Linked DNA regions of Mus musculus: region 2 is linked to region 1. The links are chromatin loops, found by intact Hi-C in ENCODE. Cell type or tissue: gastrocnemius. All regions are shown on one strand. Links, peaks and the distances in the headings refer to the core of each region. The heading gives the core; the rest is flanking DNA. Region 1 has its middle 10 kb from the start of Gm38137. Region 2 overlaps Gm51626 (a long non-coding RNA gene).

Region 1 (9,922 bases), core at 697-8,696:
TGGCACTTAATCAAAGGAAGTTCTAGTTGGGTCACTTTAAATATAGTTCATTAACAAGTTTACAGTTCCTTTCACGGTCTTGAACATTTGGAATATAACAAGAATGACTGTTCTTGTCTACAATTCTAACATCTTTGATAATGTTTTGTTGTTATGTTTTTTTCTACTTCTTTATACTTTCTTGCACGCGCTCGACTGGCCAGGAGGAACGATGCTGCAACAGGATCCTTCCGCACACGTTTATTAGGAGAGCTTGATTGCAGAGGCAAAGAGACCCAAGCCCAGAACTGGTGCTGCTTATATAGGCCTAGGAGAGGCGTTCTCTCTCATCTGATTGGTTAACTTGTCTCTCATCTGATTGGTTAACTTTGGTCAATTCTCAAAACCTCATCTTGGCAAAAGAACCTTTACTGCCTATATATGTGTGGTGGCCAGCAATAGCCAACTGCCACTCTGCAACTGCCACTCTGCAACTGCCACTCTGTAACTGCCACTCTGTAACTGCCACTCTGCAACGGCTCCCCACAATACTTAGTAATCTTGGATTAGATAGCAGTTGGAAAATTTTCCTTGTTGTCCGGTGGTTATTTTCGTATTCTCATAAATATTTTAGTGTTGGTTCTAGTATGCAGAATTCTGGAAACAGTGTGGTGCTTCTAGACTGCATATTAAAGCTTTGTGAGTTAAATTTAGACCAGCATTTACTTTGGGGCTAGTTTTTTCCCCTCACTACAGATTCTGTATTCATCGAGCTATGAGAACAGGAGGTTTTCCATTCTGGCAGATGGGGACGTGAGCCACTTCCCACCCATGTGAGCAAGAAGCATTCCTTCCTCTAACCCTACATTAGCCTCAGGTGGGTGTCCTCCCTCTGAATCCTACTCAGACACTGGCTGGAGATTTAACCAGACTCCTTCATACTTTCAGTTGTCTGTGCAGCTGGGCCCTCTCTAATAGTCTGGCCTGAGAACTCTGTCTTCTTGTCTGATAATTCCTGTTCCATCTCCTCAACTCAAGGAGACCTCCTCTCTGTGTCTTGGAAGAAACATTTCGGACAGAAGGCTGGGACAAATTAAAGAGCTCAAATCACTTGATTCACTCTCATGGTGTCAAACAACCATCGTTTATCTTTTTCCATCCAACTTTTTATTGATCCTTTGTGAGTTTCACATCATGCATCCCAGTCCCACTCATTTCCCCATTCCCTCGTTTCTGCCCTCTCCCATTGCAACTGTGCCCACTCACCCCAAAATAAAATAAAAACCAACCAACTAAACAAACAACCCCAAACAAAAATGAAACAAAGCATAGAAAACATCTCATTGTAAAGCTAAAGTGTGTCCCAGTGTGTCCTAGAGTATACCCCTCTGTCCACATGTCTTCACTTGCAAATGGTCACTGCAATGAGTCATTGGTCTGGTCCAAGGCCTCTGGCTTCTGCTACCCATCAGTACTGGATCCTTACTGGGACTCCTCCCAGTTATCCTGTTGTTGTCCTGACCCTTTCACATGCTCCATCTATTCACAGATGATGTCGATTTTGGATCTGGGCCTGGATGGTAGCTAAGCTGGTCAGCCCTCCAGTTCTCCAGCACTGGGATCACCAGGACGAGCGAATCATCATATATCTTGATATATATGATGTATAAATATCATTTATTTTTATGTTTTCCAGCTAGGTCTTTGTCATGCCTTTGCCCGAAGTGATAATTCTGCAGTTATGGTTTTTGAATGTGGTTGATGAATAATATTTTTGGCAAACAGTAAATTACATCTGGATAGACCAATTAAGGCTTTTTGAATATTTTAAAATGCCCTCATAAAATTTACATCATTTTTCAAGTGTCAAAACATAGTTCTCATAATCTTACACTCACAGTTTTTACATAAATATGTGGGAAGCAAGTCAATGTTTTGTTTCTCATTAATGAGGTAACTGGAAGGATGCTAAAGTTAGTTATAAAGGTGAGACAAGAGAAGGCAAATGACCTATTAGAAGTAGGGAGAAAAGGAACGGAGGGAAAAGCAGGGAGAGAGAATGAATACTGAGATACATCTACTAATTTAAAAATAAAACTGACTAATGTTCCAGAGGGCAGTAAAGTCATATAGCCCCTGGACACATCTTCAATGAACAGAGATAATTTTTATCTTTTCATGCAAAATGTATTTGGACCATATCATGTTGATTTTCTGCACGCTAACATCTAAATCTTCATGGATTTAAATATGTCTGATTTTTAAATTAATGTTAGTAAGTAAAATAGTAATTATTTTCTCCCAGAGTAGGATGCCCCTATGTTTGGCTGCAACATTGAGTAGTGGCCACAACTCATCTTTTGCTTTACTGACAGGACTTGGAAAAGCTTTCTTAGCAGGAGAACTCCCTGGGAGTCATTGAGATTTGCACTCACCTCTTGGCTAGTCTGCTTTTGCTCATTTAATGAAAAGGTTACTCTAAAGAGTGGTAGTTTCTAACTGGGGCTATTTGTATGTTAGAATCACTTGGGGGTGCTTTTCAAAACTAGGAAAGCCAAGGCCACTTACCAAACCAACTAAATTAGACTCTTGGAGGGTGTAGCCCGGGTATCATTAGCTCTTTAAAAAGGCCCATAGTTATTCTAATGTTCAGTCAGGGCTGAAAGCCACTGGTCTAGACAGGGTTGCTCAGAGGCCTTTCAATAATAATGCCCTGTGACTTTCCAGCATGGAACACAAGCAAATCACTCTTGCAATGAAGAAAGTAGACATAAATATAAGCTCTGCTGACTGCAAAGCATTCCCAGTGACTTGAATATGATTCAGGGCTGCCAGCATTCATTCTGTGGTGTGGAAGCTGCGGGAAAGGCCAGGGGTGGGAGAGCTGAATGACTGGCCTTTGTGTTCCAATTATAGTCAGCTTGAGTTGCTAGAAAGAGATAGGAATGTCTGCTGTCAATTTCCTTTAGAAAAAGATAGATCAGAATTCATTTTGTGTCACTGCCTCTGGCTTGCCTCTGGCTTGCCGAGCTTGCCGCTGCCCCCAGAGTGAAAGGTCTTTCACGCAGTTATTATTGGAGATTGCATTTCTGATTCCAGACTGTACATTAATAAATTAAGGCCATGACTAGTAATATTCACCAAATGAAAATACTGCAACAAGTACAAGCCTTTTAAATGGCCTCAGACAATGAAGCTTTTTCAGACCCCGTTCCTTCATGCTTGTTATCGCTGAAAAGCATTTTTGTAGCCTTTATTAAAAATGGGGAAAGATCACGTTTGAAAGCATGGGCTTTTGAAGCCTCTCTTGTTATAAGCGTGTATATGAGGAACATGCAGAAAACATAACTAGCTGAGCAAGGCAGAAATTAAGGAAAGTAAAGCTGATATGTGTGAACCTTTTTTTGCATGCCTTTTTAATATGAGAGGGTCTAAAGTCAATGTTGGTTTTTTTTTTTTTTTCGAATGGCTTTAGGTATCTTTCTCAATTGTGTGCCTTTTTTGCTGTGTTACCATAGTGAGTAATATTAATAGAATCCAAATACTAAACCCTTGACCTGATTCTTGATTATTATGTCATATTCATTAGGTATTCTATCTAAATTCATCCATTTCTTCCCCAACATTATTGATGATAATCAGCTCCTTCTGCCCACTATAATGAAGCAGCTGTGTGAGCTGTGCAAGGACAATATTAACTCTACAGCCATGTGACTTAAGAGGAAAGTTGTCACTCTGAGATAGCCAGAAACAAAGGGCAAGCAAAGGGCAGCAGTAGTATGCAAATATGGAGCTCCTGGTGTTTAGGGGTTCCCCTCCCACACGCTCTGCTTTCCTTTAGAACACGTGTTTCCATTAAGAAACAACCCAACCATTAATCCCTTCAGATAAGCTCACAATGTTTCACATAATCTAAGAATAATGTCTCAAAGATGAGACCGGCTCGTTTGGTTACGCTATCAACACCGTTTGCAATCCTCCATCCACTGTTCCCTTTTAAGTCCGTGCTCAGGGGCCTCTCTTATAGCCATTACTAAACAATCAAGGGGTGTGGGGGAAGTATGGAGCAGAACTATGAGGAAGTAAGAATGGAGAAGCCTCGAAGCAGAGCTCCAGCAATAAGTTGCCCCGAGGGTGGGTGTGGCTAGAATGGACTCTTAGCTTGAATTTCCAGGTGTGGAATCTACAAGACAGTTGAGGACGAGGTTCTGGAACTCTGTAGAGGATTTGGGTTAAGTGTCCATAGATCACAGTGATTGGCTTGTAGGTGGTACTAAGTGGAGTCCCGGGAATGTATGAAATTACACACGGAGCAAGCGGAGAGAGCGGCGAGCAGTAAGAAAGGCATCATGAAAGGACAACATGCCTGTGGATAGAGAGAAGGGAGACAGGAAACAGTTTAGCAAGAAGTCTGGAAGGAAAAAGAAAAAAGCAAGTCTCCTTTTGTGACTTTAACCTTGTCTTGCTCCAGGCTTCCCCACCCCCTGTGACTAACCACCTGCCAGCTGTGTCTTAAGCAAACAGCTGTCTCTGATGACTTCCTATCTCCTCTCCTCAGCAAGTCTTATCAATTCCTAATGATACCTGAATTTGTTCTCTCCTCTTTCTCTTTCCATTGGAACCCTCGATGTCCCTCTGACCTGTTAACCTAACGTCTCTGCCCTGGACAATGGAAGTAGTCTCTTCACTGGTCCTCTGCCTCTGATCCTGACCCCTACCCCTTACCTGGACACTTACTGGCCACTGAGGAGAGTACTTACAAAGCATGACGACCCCTACCATTGCTCTGCTCTGCTTAAGTCCTAGCTTGCTTCTACGGCATAGCACAGCTTAGCATTCCTGCCAGACTCTCAAGCCTCAGCCTGAACTCATCCCCCTCCCACTCCCCAAACCCAGCTGGAGTGACCCTCTTGCTATTTTTTTGAGTATACCAAATTCTTCCCATGGCACTGTCTCTGCTATTCCTCCATGTAAAGTGGTCTGCCCCAGACCTACACAGGACCGGAACTGTTTTTCAACGAGGCCTCACCTTAAGAGCTGCCTCCAAAGAGGGGATTTCCCTAGCCACGGGGTCAAATTGGCAGAGAGTGTTTAAGTTGCTAGAGCCTTTGTTAATAAGGTATCTCCCACTAGGTGGCTTAAACAATAGACACTAAGTATCTCCTGGTGGAGAGAAACCTGAGACAAAGGTTTGTTTCCCTCTGTGAGCTAGAGATTGTTACAGGCTGTCCTCAGGCTTGCGTGTTGGCAGGCATCTCCTTTTATCCTGTTGGATTCCTCTATGGGTGCCTCTGTCCAAAGCCCCTCCTCTATCAGGCTATGGCTCACTGGAGTAAGGTTCACGCCCATGTGTTCATTTTAACCCGGTTACCTCTATAAGGAGGATTTGGACACTAGAACCTCAATAAATGGGAGAGGGGCACAGCTCAACCCACAAACACAGCCAAGTGCAACCATACTCCACGGCTGTATTGTCTTCATAGTGTTGTCCCTGTCTGCAATTATAATGCTTGCTTTTTATTATTCACCTCTGAAATTTCCATAGGGGGAAAAAACCTTGTCTGTGGAGCAGAATCTGCCAATGTCCCTGACAGATCCCGTTATCATAGATACCAATGGCACCCCACTGGAAGCATCTGCAGTTTTCTATCAGAGGTTTTCCCTAGCAGGCTTGCTGTTGCTTGAGGCAGGTGGAATGCTGGGAAAGGTCATGACAGATGAGACTTGGTTAAGTCAGCTGACGTGGGTTTCTGCCACCACCGAGCTGTTGTCACGGGACTAAGCTGAGTTACTCATAGTGTCCATGAGTGTACCTGCGTTGGCCTCCCTTCCTCCTGTCCATACCCTTATCACTATTATCTGCCCTTATCACTATTTATCTGCATCCTTAAAGGTCCATAATAAAAAATTAATGATAAATGCTCAGTATGTAATAATAGATGATCAGAGGTCACAATTGACAATGTCAAGGACTGCACAAAAGTATCTGGTAGGAGATACTTTTTATAAGAGCAATGTGGCAATTATGAAGTCTAGATAGAAAGTGAAAGTCTAGGTTTGGTGATCAGAGTTGACTAATAAGCAACCAGGACCAGGAAAATCAGCTTTTTTAGATGACAGCGTAGAAGAATCCTTTGATTTTTTTTTTAATGAGAAATATTTGTGTATATTTGATGCTGACTTAATAGCAAAAGAAAGGATGAAGATAAAGAATACAGGTTTGTTTGTTTGTTTGTTTTAAAGTTATTTATTTTATGTATGTGAGTACAGGGTTGCTGTCTTCAGGCCTCGGATCCCATTACAGATGGTCATGAGCCACCATGTGGTTACTGGGAACTGAACTCAGGACCTCTGGAGGAGCAGTCAGTGCTCTTAACCGCTGAGCCATCTCTTCAGTTCTGTAGATTCGTTTTAAATGGCAAATTAGTGGCTGGGTTAGAAATACAGATGGAACACCGGGCGTGGTGGCGCACACCTTTAATCCCAGCACTTGGGAGGCAGAGGCAGGTGGATTTCTGAGGCCAGCCTGGTCTACAAAATGAGTTCCAGGACAGCCAGGGCTCTACAGAGAAACCCTGTCTTGAAAAACCAAAACCAAACAAACCAAACCAAACCAAACCAAAACAAACCAAAACAAAACAAAACAAAACAAAAAACAAACAGAAATACAGATGGAGAAGTTAACCAGGAGCGAGAGAGACCTTTTGTTTTCTATTATAAGAAAGGAAGACAGAATATAAGACCCAGTAGAAAGGAATACGACTATACATATACAGATACAACACTTATTAACATAACATTTAGAATAGATATTTATGTATTTGGAAATGTATAAAATATATTATTTGTATATAAAATTTAAACATATACTTTACATTTTATTAAAATTATATATGACTAATACAATTAATTATATATGAATTTATATGCTAATCATGCATTATTATATAATATCATTAAAATAATATGGATTATTAAATTTAAATATATAATTTTAATATGAATATATACGTATGTACATATATTGGGAAATGCACAAAATAACTAACACTTATTGAACACATACGATACTTTTTAGGTTCTAGGCTATGAACTTTCACACATTATTTAATTTACTCTTTAAACTGCCATGCAAAGTAGGTATTGATGCTGTCTTTTTCTGTAGATGAGATTAAAATCTATTGCTCAAAATCAGAAGACAAATAAAAAAGTGGTAGAGCCAGGATGTGAACCCAGAATCTGAGGTGTCTGGATCCAGAGGGATTCATGTTAGACACAAAGGGAAACCCAAAGAAGAGCTCTGAATCTACGAGGGTAATAAACATTTGTGAATTTCGTAGGTCCATGCAGATGGAGACATCGGCAGGAGCTTGTGCTTGCAGCCGCTCTGTTCTGGAGAAGTGGATGGTGACTAGGAGGACAGAGCCGGATAGGAAGGACACTGTCCTGGAGCTCAACGGTGACAACTTGGAGAAGCTGCTCCACGGAGAGGGGGAGAAGAGGGAAGGTGGAAGTGACTGGATGGGCATTTTGAGCTGCACTGAAAAGCTTGCTGCTGTGAACACTGAATTTGGGGAGGCTCAACTGGAGCTAAGTGACTGACTGTCTCTAGGGACAATGGGCTGTTGGAGGTTTGCGATGGGAGAACAGAGGCTGCCAAGCTAATCCAGACAAGGAAAAGGTGTGTAGTTGGAATGACTTGCTTTTTCAGGTTCATCCTGAGAGTTTTAGAGTCTGATAGGTGGTGACCTCAAAGAATCACTGATGAGAGGGGGTGGAGCTAGAGAGGGTTCAGTGGTTAAGTGCTTGTTGCTCTTCCAGAGGACCCAAAGTGAGTTTCCAGTATTCATGGCAATGCCTGCAATTTCAGCTTCAACAGGAGGAATCACTTTCTCCTGGATTCTGTACACACACGCGCGCGCACACACACACACACACACACACACACACACACACACACACACACACACACACTTTAAAAGAAAGAATGAGAGGAATAAGATAGGAGACAAAGAAGCCAACCAAGAGTATATGTGCAGAATTCTCCTGGGGAACTCTGGGAACCAGTGTGGACACCTCTCCCACCCCCAACTGTCACCACTATGAGCCAGTTCTCACCTGCTTCTGCAGGAGCCATTGGTTGATGACGTCAGGTGTCATAGATGTAGGTACAGTGGACTCTGGTGGCCACAGAAGTACTTTAGGTGGAAAGATGCTGGTTATGGGGAGTGATATGCCAGGGAAGCTGTATTGAATGAGCATTCGGAAAACCTTGATAGATAGTTTTGGCATATGGTTTACAGCATGAGAACAAGAGCACACACTGACAAGCAATTCTCCTTTTCTACCATCCTTCTCTGTCTTCTACTGTTGTTGTTTCTTACATATTCTGTCAAAGATGGTATAATAGAGTGTGCAATCATGTGTGTGTGTGTTTTATAGAGATAGGTATTAAAGGTATGCTATTTGTGTGTGTGTGTGTTTGTATATATATATATATATATATATATATATATATATATGATATGGTTAGCATATAAAGTGTATATTCAGTGTATGTATATCTACATGTATATATATCCATGTCTATGCATTTGTAGACATACCCATATGTATACATAATCATTTATTTTGCTCTTCTATGAGTGTATAATCGGAAGCTTTTTGTATTGTTGTATATAACTTTGTCTCAGCCTTAACTTGTTTCACAAAGTTCAACTTTATAGACACACCACAATTTAACACATTCTTTAGTAATTTTTTTTTCCTCTGAGACAAACTGTCATGTTGCCCAGGCTGGCCTCAGAGTCTTTTTGTAGCCAAGCATGAGCTTGGTTCCCTGATCCTCCTGTCTTTATTTTCCCATTGTTGAATTATAGATAAATACCACCACATCCCAGAAACATGTTCCTTCAAATATTATTTTCTGAGGTTTTCTTTTTTTTTAAGATTTATTTTTATTTTCTATGCATAAGTGCTGGCATATGCTTGGGTACCACGTGTGTGCCAGTTACCTCAAGAGGCCGGAAGAGGGCGTTGAATCCCTTGGAACAGAAGTTATAGATAGTTGTGTGCTGCCTTGTGGGTTCTGCTCCCAGCACCTGGGTAGCTTGTCAGTGTATGCCCTTGTTCTTTTGTTATAAACCATAGCCGATAATACCTATCAACATGTTCGAAAGGATGCTCATGCAATACAGCTTCCCTGGAAGGAGGGTGGAGTAGTAAGATAGTGAGATTTTGCTGAAGAAGCTTGCTCTGGAGCTGACGTGATCCTGGGTGTGGACACGCCAGGAAGTCGTTGGCAGGGTAGAGTAGAGGTGAAGGTCAAGGAGGAAGAGGAAGTCAGCTGAGCTGTGGGGTGGAGGATCGATCACCCCCACAACACAAAGGCATCTGTCTGTTTATCTCCTCCCCGTGTTCATTTAACTCTGACCTGGGTTAAGAAGTCCACTGTCTTCCCCTGGATGTATCAGGGAGCTGGAGAGAACACTTCCATGTCTCTCCCTCCTGGGAATAACAGACTCTTCACACTTGAGCTAGCTGATGAAGCTCATCTATCAACATGGTTGCCCCAGGGGACAGGAAATGGTGTCTCCATGTTTTAGAATTGCATCTGTGGCAGAAGCGCAGGCTGGGAGGTTTACTCAGCTCTTTAGCTCCGAATAAATTTCAATTAGTCTGATGGCTAAGTCCTCTGTTTCCTGACATGTCAACCCTACTCTGGTACTGCACCCCTTCCATGACAAAACCAGTAGATACAATAAACACGGGGGCTGATGCGGTGAGCTGATAGGATCTGTGTATCCCAGTAGGCATTTGGGATAAAATCAGACAGGAGCCTTTTCTCTCAAAGACTCCAAGAAGCGTTCCACAAAAGCCACAGCAGCTCGCCGACTTCTCCAGTCCCTCAGCTTCTTCTCTTCCTACCATCTGGTTTTCTGTA
Region 2 (9,922 bases), core at 939-8,938, 240 kb before region 1:
TATGTTATGGGAGCACTTAGAATGTTTCTTTGGGAATTTTCCTCTGAGTAGTAAGATTAAAGACAACTCTAGCTCAGTGTCATTGACTGTGGATGACAGAGGGTAGTGGGAAATATAGTACAGTGTATCTGAGAATGCTCATTTTAATTATTCCTTTTTGTTTATTCATTGTGTTTCAAGACAGGGTCTTTCTATGTAGACAACTTTAAACTTACCTTCCACCTATCTCAGAACTCAAGAGTGCTGGGATTATTGGCATGTATCAATCACATATGACTAATAGTCTTTGCTTTATACTCACTGTTATGCTGGGGCTGCCAGGCGGACTATTTTGATTGAAGCAGGTTTTTTTCACAAGGGGCTGAGTTCTAGCAAGGAACAGAAATTGCATGTACGATAGACTAGCTTGTAAAAGGGGACCACATATGAATGGATGCACACTAGAGAAGAGGGTGGCTTGAGACAGAAATCTGTCCATGAAAAGTAGAATGGAAGAATTAGGGTTGGATCTTCAGAATTTGGGGTGCTGAGAAAATGATGGCCCCATTAGTGGAAATCTCAAAGTCAGGAGGAATAGGAAGCTTGTCTATGTATGTGCCATTTGGGTAAGAAGTTAGATACGATGGGTATTTAATATCCTAGATATCCTAGAGGTGGGTGGAGACCTGTCTAGGGGAAATTTGAGTCCAGTGATGTGGCTGCACATGCAGGTTTAATAGTAGAAGTTGTGGACCAAGAAAAACTACGGAGAGGGGCTGGGGAGAAGACTCGGTGTAAAGGGCTTCCTGACTGTGAGATGTCCTGAGTGACCTGGCTTAGGAACCCCAGGATCATGTAAAAGCTGGATACAGTAGTGCACATTTGTGATCCCAGTGTGCTGCTAAGGGAGGCTGAGTCGGGAGAGCTGCTGGAAGCTTGTGAGCCAGGCAGCCTGAAGTGAGAGAGAGAGAGAGAGAGAGAGAGAGAAAGAGAGAGAGAGATCCTGCTCAAACCAAGTGGAGGGCGAGGGCTAACACCTGAGGTTGTCCTGACCCCTACACACATGTCTACTCTGCACTCACACATTTAGGGACAACCCAATTTCAGAGGACAGGATAGAGTAGAGGAAGTAATGTTAGACCCTGAAGGAATGGCCTATGTATATAGAAAAGCCTGGAGGGCACAGTGTGAGGCGATTTCTACAGGGTTTCAGACAGAAGCTAAGCTGCTGAGGGTTATAGTTGAGTGCTCTGAGAGGATAAAGATAGAGGAACAAGCAAAGTTCAGTAGTTAGAAGGTGATGGGTGAGGGAGCATCTCAGTAGATGTAAAAGCTGGATTAATTATTTAAAATTCACTGACATTTATAAGACAAATGACCCCAAGGTCAGATATTTTTATGTTAGGTCAACTACTGGGCCCCTTAATGTCAGGGAGCTAACTCACTAATACCACTTGGCAAGGCTATCTGAGGCGTCAGCACACATAATTATGCAAACTCTCCTTGAGATAATGGAGTGCCTGGTCTTCACACTTGTTATTCACACTTGTTAATACAGTGAATAGAAACTGCCTATCACTGGGTACAGGAGTGGATCTTGATGTCTAGGCTCAATCCCAAATGGCAACAGAGAAGTCTCTAGATCCAATGGCTTCCTGCGAAACCATTCCGGTTGGTTAGTAATCTGTCTGATTGCTCCTCTTGTCTTAGGGACCGATTTTTGGACAACAGACCTTTCTGCTGGTGGTGTCTTGCGTGGTTGAAGAAGCAGTAATGAGACGAAGGTCACATGACTCGATGGCAAACATCTCCATTTGCTTTCTTCAGTAGGATTAACTGCTGATAATTATGGAAAGGAAGAGGTTGCAAGGAGGACATCTTTTATTTCTCAATTGCTCCCATTTGATTTTTGAGGCATGGATAAACAGATCTTTTGGATAGGAATAAAGAAGCAGAAAGAATATGTGATTTTGTTATGAAAAATTTCCAGTACCATTGCAAATGCTATCTTCTTTTTTTTCAGGCACTATTTTCCTTGTTGGTAAAATAAAGATATTAAGTAAATATATTTTTTATGTCATCTCATTTTTTAAAATTTCTTTTTCTTTCTTTCTTTTTCTAATTGAGATAAGATCCCTCAGTGTAGCCCATCCTGGATTCCTAATCCTCTTGTTTCATCTTCTGTAGGAAGATGACTACTACAAAGAGCTGTCCTTCAGTATGGCCCAGGCTGATTTGTACCACTATCTTTGACATTGTCAACACACACACACACACACACACACACACACACACACACACACACACCATAAAAACATAAAATCCGAAGCCATGATATGCAAGCAAAAGACCAGTAAGACCAAAATCCAACAAAACAAACGGACAAACAAACAAAAAAACAAAGCACTATGAGACAAAATGTCTACAAAAATACCATTGAGTTAATTTCATCTTGGCCATCTACTGTGATGGCCCCCTTTTTCAAATTCTGTGTGCTCATAAAGACTGAGCAACCAGAAATCCCTGTTCTCTGTGAGAGTCCTGACAGCTCTGAAAGAACTAGCAGTGGAAACACCAGAGACAATCAGGTGCTTACGTTTACGCATTGAAAGTAGTGTTGAGTGTGGAGTTAACACTCGTGTTAGTCATGTGTCTTGTTGGAACAAAATCCCTGACAAAAGCCATTTAGGGAAGGAGGGGGTTTACTTTGGCTCAGATTTTAAAGGTATGTGGAAGGACAGCGTGGTGACAGGAACACGAGGTGACTGGCCATATTGTACCACAGGCAGGACTTGGGGAGATGAATGTTAGTGCTTGGCCTTTTTTGTTTCAGTTCAGGACCCCAGCTCATGGGCTTGGTACTTTGAACAGGTTAAGATGCCTCTTCCTAAATCATCTAAACTGGATAACCCCTTATAGGTGTGCCTGGAAGCTTTACCCTAGGTGAATCTAGATGCAGTCCAGTTGCCAATCAATATTAAGGCTGTGAGGGTTATGATAGGATGTTTTGATTTGTACTTGGAAAGTCTCCTTCCTTTCAACTTGACAAGCTTTCTGAGAAAGACCCACTGAGTGAATTAACAATTTAGAGTGAATGAAAGAGTACCCAGGAGATTGGAATTAAAAGAGGAGGATGGAAGAGAGGAAACATTTTTCATTCGTAAAGGTTCTCATCCAACCATTCATTTAGAAGTTACTGATATTGCTATATGTTAGATAATATGCTGGGTGTATAATGTAGAGTTGCTTTGGTGAAGGACTTTCTGATACAGGGAGAGGAAAAATAGTCTTTTGAGAGGAAAAGTTTTTTCTGTAAGTCTTGAAGCCACTCTGCTATTGAGGAAAAGCTGTCAGTCAAATCTGAAGAAGTGCAGAGGCAAGAGATCCCAGAGTGAAATTCCTCAACAGTAACGAGGGGAGGGCCAATACTGCCTACTCCCTTCATCAGGAATAGTAATGTATCTCAGGAAGAAAGGCTGATTGAAGAAAGGGGTCTGGAGAATTTTAATGTGAATCTTCAAGTTGAACCACTGCAGGACAAACTGTTCTTAACTTTATACCCATAAGATTTTTACAGGAGGGTGGGAGAAAGTCAGGATTAGCTTTAATTAGAAACCAGAGCCCAGCCGTGGTGGTACTTGCCTTTAATCCTAGCACTCGGGAGGCAGAGGCAGGCAGATCTCTAAATTCAAGGCCAGCCTGTTCTACGGATCGAGTTTCAGGGCAGCCAGGGCTACATGGGGAAACCCTGTCTCTGAAACAAAACAAAACAAAACAAAACAAAACAAAACAAAACAAAACAAAACAAAACAAAACAAACCATAAAATGTTTAGGAATGAATTAAGATATCTTTTATATTCTTTTAGTAAACAAGGATGCATTAAAAACAAACAAACAAACAGCAAAAGCCAGGCCTGGAGGGCCATACTACAAATAGTATTAATTCAACTCAAGCTTAAAAGAGAAAATTGCCCCTTGGATCACAAACCCTAGATTCTGTAGAATCAGGAAGTTTCTTCTCCGAAAGCTCTTACCTAAGGACTGTTTGAGGCTAGATGACAGGTCACAGGTTCAGAGCCCAAAGGAACATTGTGTCTCTGAGTTATCAAACACTGACTGTCCAGCCAGCCCCTTAGCAGGGACTTCCTGGAAAATCCCTGGCTCCCAATAAGCCGTGGCAACATGTGAGTGGAAAGCCTTCCTTTAGAAAGTTGTCTTGATGAGAAGAAAGCCAGTGATGACAGAACCCAGACGTCCCTGAGCTGGCAGAAGAGCGATAATGTTGGTTGTGTTGACAGTTGACAGTCACAGACAAGGACATGGTGCCTTTGAGGCGTTTGCTCTCAAGGTGAGTATATTTTTTTGCCTGGTACACTTAGGGGTGGTGGTAGAAGTGATTGCTTGCCCTGCACTGATATCAAAGACACAGGGTCTACAGGATTCAGAACATTGGCTGGTTCCCCTCTTGGCTAGTGAAATAAGTAATTCCCTTATCTGCTAGTGAGGGTTTTTGGAGCCAGTCTGCACAGGTCTCAGGTTGCTATGAATCAGTACTTGTAAGGTTCCACAGGCAGTACGGAACCAGAAATACTGGTTTTTGCAGACTTGGAGGTTGAAGGACTCATGTGACCAACTGTAACAGCAACTTCAGGCCCTCTCTGGCAGGAGGCGGGGTTTATAAATAAACAGAAAGCAAACATAACTGACTCAGCCTGAAGTTTGTGGCACTGGTTTGATACAGTCGACATGCTTAATTCAACAACATTAAAGATGAATTGAGGTAGGCATTATGTATTTTAATAAAACAAAATAAAAACCTGCTCAGTAATATTAATCAGTGTATTAGAGACTCAGAGCATGTACATTTGAAGTCTGGTTTAAAAGTAACCTTGTGTTAGACTATAGTTGTTGGAAGTCCCCGAGTGCAGTGGCCGTATCATGTCCAGACGACGGCATTTCACAGCATCCACCTGCATCCTCGAGCTCCTAACATTCTTTCTACTTCCTCCCTGAGCCTTGAAAAAGGTGATGTAGAAGTTCTGTTTAGTGCTAAGTTCTCAGACACTTATTCACAGCGCCTTGAGCAGAGGGATGCTGCTTGCTCAAGGCTGAGAAAAGCTCTTCTCTATAAGTATAAATATTCAGGAGGTAGTTTGATAACATGCCCGCTATCAAAACAACAGTAGTAGATCCCTTCCTCCTATCCCCAGGGCCTGTGGTCTTCCCAGCCATGGGCTTTTGACCAGATTTACAATTCTAGGTATGAATGCCCTCCTAAGCATTAGATGAGGCTCAAATCTAATCAGAAAGTGGTTGGTTTCTCATACAACAGTCATACCACCATTGCCCCACGGGTACAGTTTGCACAACAGTGTGGTTGTAGCTTGCAGGGTTCACAGGCAAGTGACTCAGCTGCGGACTTTTCTCCCCTAGAAGCCTTCATAGCATCTTACTGTACAATGAAAACTAGCCAGCAGGGAACATCCTCTTTAAGGAAATCTCTCGAATCTCATTAAATTTAATCTTAGCCATTAAAAAAAACCCAGACAATGATTTAAATACATTTTTCACATTTCAAGCAATCCTTATTTAAAAAGGGAGTACACAAAGATACCCATATTTGTTGTCTGAATGCTTTTGGGAATGATAAACAGATTGATGGCTCTGGTGCCTGGTGTTGGTGCTGTTTGCTTCCTGGACTGACAGAGCAGATAGGCTGTAACTTCATGCACAACACACGGATTCCTGGGGTTAGGATATAAAAGTCAGTCTGTGGGAGCAGAGCTCTCTGGAGCCCTGTGTAGCACATGCCAGCACGTCAGGAACTCTGACAGTAGAGCTGACATCGACTCTCTGCCTTTCACTTCAGGGCAAAGAGAAGCAGATGCTGTCAGAGAGCCTTCTCATGCTCCATTGTAAGCAAGAATGGCAGAGCCAGGAATGCCCATGAGTGTCAGCCGCCAGGAGCTTGGACAACCCCAGATTAACCCCTGTAAGGCATTTGAATACTTCACTGTATTTTACTCAGAAATAAGCTCTCAAGCTTACTGTTCCACCCTGAGGCCCACCACTCCCTTCAGTAGGGTAGGGATGGGGATAGTACTCTTTCTCTTGTGCTGTTTCCATTTCTAGAACAGCTTCCATATAAATAAGTACTGCTATTCCCAGTACACTTAACACTGATATTTTAGTTGGCCTAGTCATTTTCTAGTTTGAAGCAGTGAATATTCTGTTACGTGTCAGTCAAAGATGCCTGGCACTTGAGAACTAGAAATGGAGGATAAAGAAAACAACTAAGATCCATATCCAAATCATGTATGTCTTTTCTCTTATATTTACCTTCTTCGATTTCATATAACTGCCAACTATTGGGTGTGTCATCCGGTGGCCTTACCATGACTCACTGAATTTCAGACATGGGTCTGTCAAGTCTCAGTTCTCCCCACTACACCTCCTGAGGGTGTTCTCTGTCCGTCCCTCCTTCCTTCTCTGTCCCTTTTAAATGTGTTTGCATGAATGTAATCCATGTGTATGTGAATGCATGTGCATTTGAATCCATGTGTACATGAATGCACACAGAGTCCAGAAGAGGGTGTTGCATCCCCTCTAACTGGAGGTGCAGATGATTATGAGTTGTCATGTGGATGCTGGAAATTGAGCCCAGGTCCCTGCAAGACAATGCTCTTAACCTCTGAGCCACCTCTCCAGCCCTGTTTTTCGAAACTTAGCAGGCACTATTGATTGTCTACAAGCATTTCACTAATAATGTGATAATCATTACTTTTAATTAGGAGTCTAGAGTGATGCAACAGTGAAAGTGAATGAGAGGCAGACAACTTAACTAAGCTCTTCCTTGCTAATGCCAGGTGAGAAGAACACCAGCAAATTATGTAATTCTTCTGGGTAGCGTTGGAAAAGTGGGGAGAACTTTCAAGTTGAGCTAAAATGGGCTGTTTGGGTGGAGATCACTTTAGTAGTTAAGACAGTGATGTGCTTTCAGAGAAACCAACGCTGCCTCACACACACTGATTGGACATTTGGTGTGTTTCCCAATCTATGCTTTGTCCATTGGAGGAGCACTAGATCTCTTGGCTGGGTGGGGCTCCTCTCTGAGCTTCAGAAGCTAAAATAACAAGCAATGCCTGGCAGAGTGATTTTCCACATTCGCCCTGTTTAAAGGAAGAAGTTTGTTCTGTTGTAAACAGTGATGGGAACTGTTTGCTTTGGATGGGCTTGGTCCTTATGAGCCAAAGAGCGCCTTCTTAGGCTGGGCTCTTGCCAAGGTAGAAATTGGATGCCAGAGGACCCTGGTCCTGTTGAGGCATTCTCTAACTACAATAAGTTTGGCCAGAAGAAAGTGTGCAGGAGCAGCAGGCTCAGTAGTCATGGCTTGGAAAAAAAATTATCGTTTGCACCAACCATTAGCATGGTTACCTTGGGTAGACTGTGACTTGGATTCTATTTTCCCACATCTCTGATTAGAGGAGGCTTATCAGGAGACTCTTCGATGCCTCTGTGGAATCCCTTTGAGAGGTTTAGATTCTTTCATACCTATTACAAGAAGACAAGCAGTCAAGTTGATTTCACTCGGTCTGGAACCTGTACACAGTGCATGGGTTTTGAATGTGTGTCTAAAACGAGCCAGTTTCCTAAGTCAGTTTTGCATTCCAGTCATGGTAGCATTTGCTATACTCAAGAGCTGATGATCTATTTAGTGCTGTGGTTCCCAGCACAGGCTCTGGAGACGAACTGATTTGACTTTGAACCCAGCCTCTACTAATTATTTGGCAAGTGATCTTGGACAGATCGTCCAAGTTCATTATGTTCTCTGGTTCTATAAAATAGAAGCTACTGTGATGTTCAATTAGGGAATGAGTACAAGGTACTTTGAATAAGATCCACAGCTAAGTTCAATCCATAGTAGCCATTTTTTTCTCCTTCTCTTGAAATTACAGACAATGCCACCTATTACTAAACTTCTGGTTGGAGAAGGACTTGCAAGACAGTGATAAACTCGGGGATGGGTTATCTGTCCATCTCAATTCCTAGGTTCATCCATATTTGTACACAATACAACAGAGGGACCATCAAATGTTCAAACATTTATGAAAGTTTTTCTCAGAAATGACTTTTCTGGTTGCATGCTATAAGGGAGATCAGGTCTGGGCTTACTAACACTCTGTCCTTTGAATGTTTTGAATATGAGCTGTGCTTATTATAGCTGACTCTTATCCAGAGATGGGTGTGTGCCAATCATGTAGAATGGTTGTCAATGGTCTGGAGAATAGGCACTTTCCATGTGCAACTAAGTCTATATATTCTCTCAGCTGAGAGGCAGGACATAAAATGCCATGGAGCAAGTGGGATGTGGGGTATGGGACATTTATAAGTAGCAGAGCATTCATTGTACAAATATTTCCTGTGTCTCAGTCCCCTCTGACCTTAGCTACTTTTTAAAGTTACTCACCCACAGCTCCTGCTATGAGCCATAGCCTAGCACCTCCTTTTGCAGTTCTACCAGGATGTCTTAGTCAGTGTTCTGTTGCTGTGAAGAAATACCATGACCACAGCAACTCTGAGAAAGAAAAATATGAAACTGGGGGCTGGCTTACAATTTCAGAGGGTTTCATCTGTTATTCCCATGGCAGGGAGTGTGGCAGTATACAGGCAGACATAGTGCTGGAGAAGCTGACATTTCTACATCTGGATCTACAGGCAGCAGGAAGAGTGAGAACCTATGGGCCTGACTTGGGCTTCTAAAAATCTCAAAGCCCACCCCCAGTGACACACTTCCTCCAACAAGGCTACACCCACTCCAACAATGTCATACCTCTTAATCTTTTGCAAGAGTGTCACTCCTTAAACAATTAAACATATGAGCCTGGGGGGGGGCATCTTATTCAAATCACCACACAGGTGCTCCTTGCCTTGAGTATTGAGTGCTTTTTGTTGTACTGTCAATCAGACCTTGCTACCCAAATCCAGTATTCCCTTGTTGCTTCTCTGATGGACCCTGTAGCCCTGCTATTTGTATATTCATTATGGCAGGCACACACTCATTAACATGTTGGGCATTTATTATATTGATGTTCTCTACGTGTTAGGTATTGCACTTGGCCCTGGGCATTCAAAGATGACTCAAGTCTTTGACTCTAGGGAGGAACAGAAATACAGATAAAGCACAATAAAGGCAGTGACATGGTGGGCAGTATTTAGAAATAGGAACTTTGAGTCTGAATGTTTGGATTCATGTTCTGGCTTGTCCCTTGCCAGCTGTGTGACATGGATAAGTTATTTAAAGGCTCTGGACACAGTGTACTTATTTGTAAAGTGGTGATTGTCATTGTGCCAACCTCATAGGATCATTGTAAGTATTGATATTTAGGGATATGGACAATGCCTGAAACACAGCAAGGTTAAATTTATATACTTATATAAATTTATATATTGGTTAAATTAATGAGTAAGTGACTATAATAAGATATATCATAGGGAATTATAGGAACACATAGTCCTATCAGCAAGATTAAAGCTTTGCGTCCATTTAACTTTGTTCTAGATTTGGGGATGTCTTTCTGCTTAAGAAGATATAAAGGAAGTGAGTGCAGCCAGTTTGGCTGTTCAGCCTCAGTGCAGTGTTAGTGTAAGCCAGTTCTAATTTTGCACTGCATTCCCAGCAATGAACCCCTTACTGTTCCCTTGACCCAAACTCAAACCTGTGTCTCTAGGGTAGTACCTGGGCCTATTTTGCTACCCTTAGTCTCTGCTTTCATTTCTGGACGAGTCTTCAGTTCTGGAAGAGAAGTCTTGCCTTGGTTACCAAGCTGCCCTTGTCCACAAGGATTGCAGCCACTAGCCCGGCAGTCATCAGATCTTGCTGTCTAGGTTTCTATATAGTACGTGCTCTAGAGTTCTTCTGTATTCTTCCACTGGTTCTGCCAC

Evidence for each region. Peaks named below come from ENCODE experiments on the same cell type or tissue, not always from the same donor. Only the 100,000 strongest peaks of a DNase experiment are listed, where the experiment ranks them.
Region 2: it touches region 1 in a loop (15-fold over the local background); 2 of 42 quality-filtered maps call a loop at or near these places.

The regions. Positions count from the first base shown.
Region 1 is chr1:60,848,504-60,858,425 of GRCm38, forward strand. No RefSeq gene overlaps it. Among named protein-coding and RNA genes, the nearest start is that of Gm38137, 10 kb to the right of the region's middle. In gastrocnemius, for the core only: no CTCF peak of the experiment used is centred there; DNase peaks (open chromatin) are centred at 2,834 and 5,673; H3K27ac peaks cover 916 bases.
Region 2 is chr1:60,605,013-60,614,934 of GRCm38, forward strand. Gm51626 (a long non-coding RNA gene) reads left to right here. Exons shown (of 2, transcript XR_003947834.1): 2 at 1,690-2,047. Among named protein-coding and RNA genes, the nearest start is that of Gm38388, 11 kb to the left of the region's middle. In gastrocnemius, for the core only: no CTCF peak of the experiment used is centred there; no DNase peak of the experiment used is centred there; H3K27ac peaks cover 2,953 bases.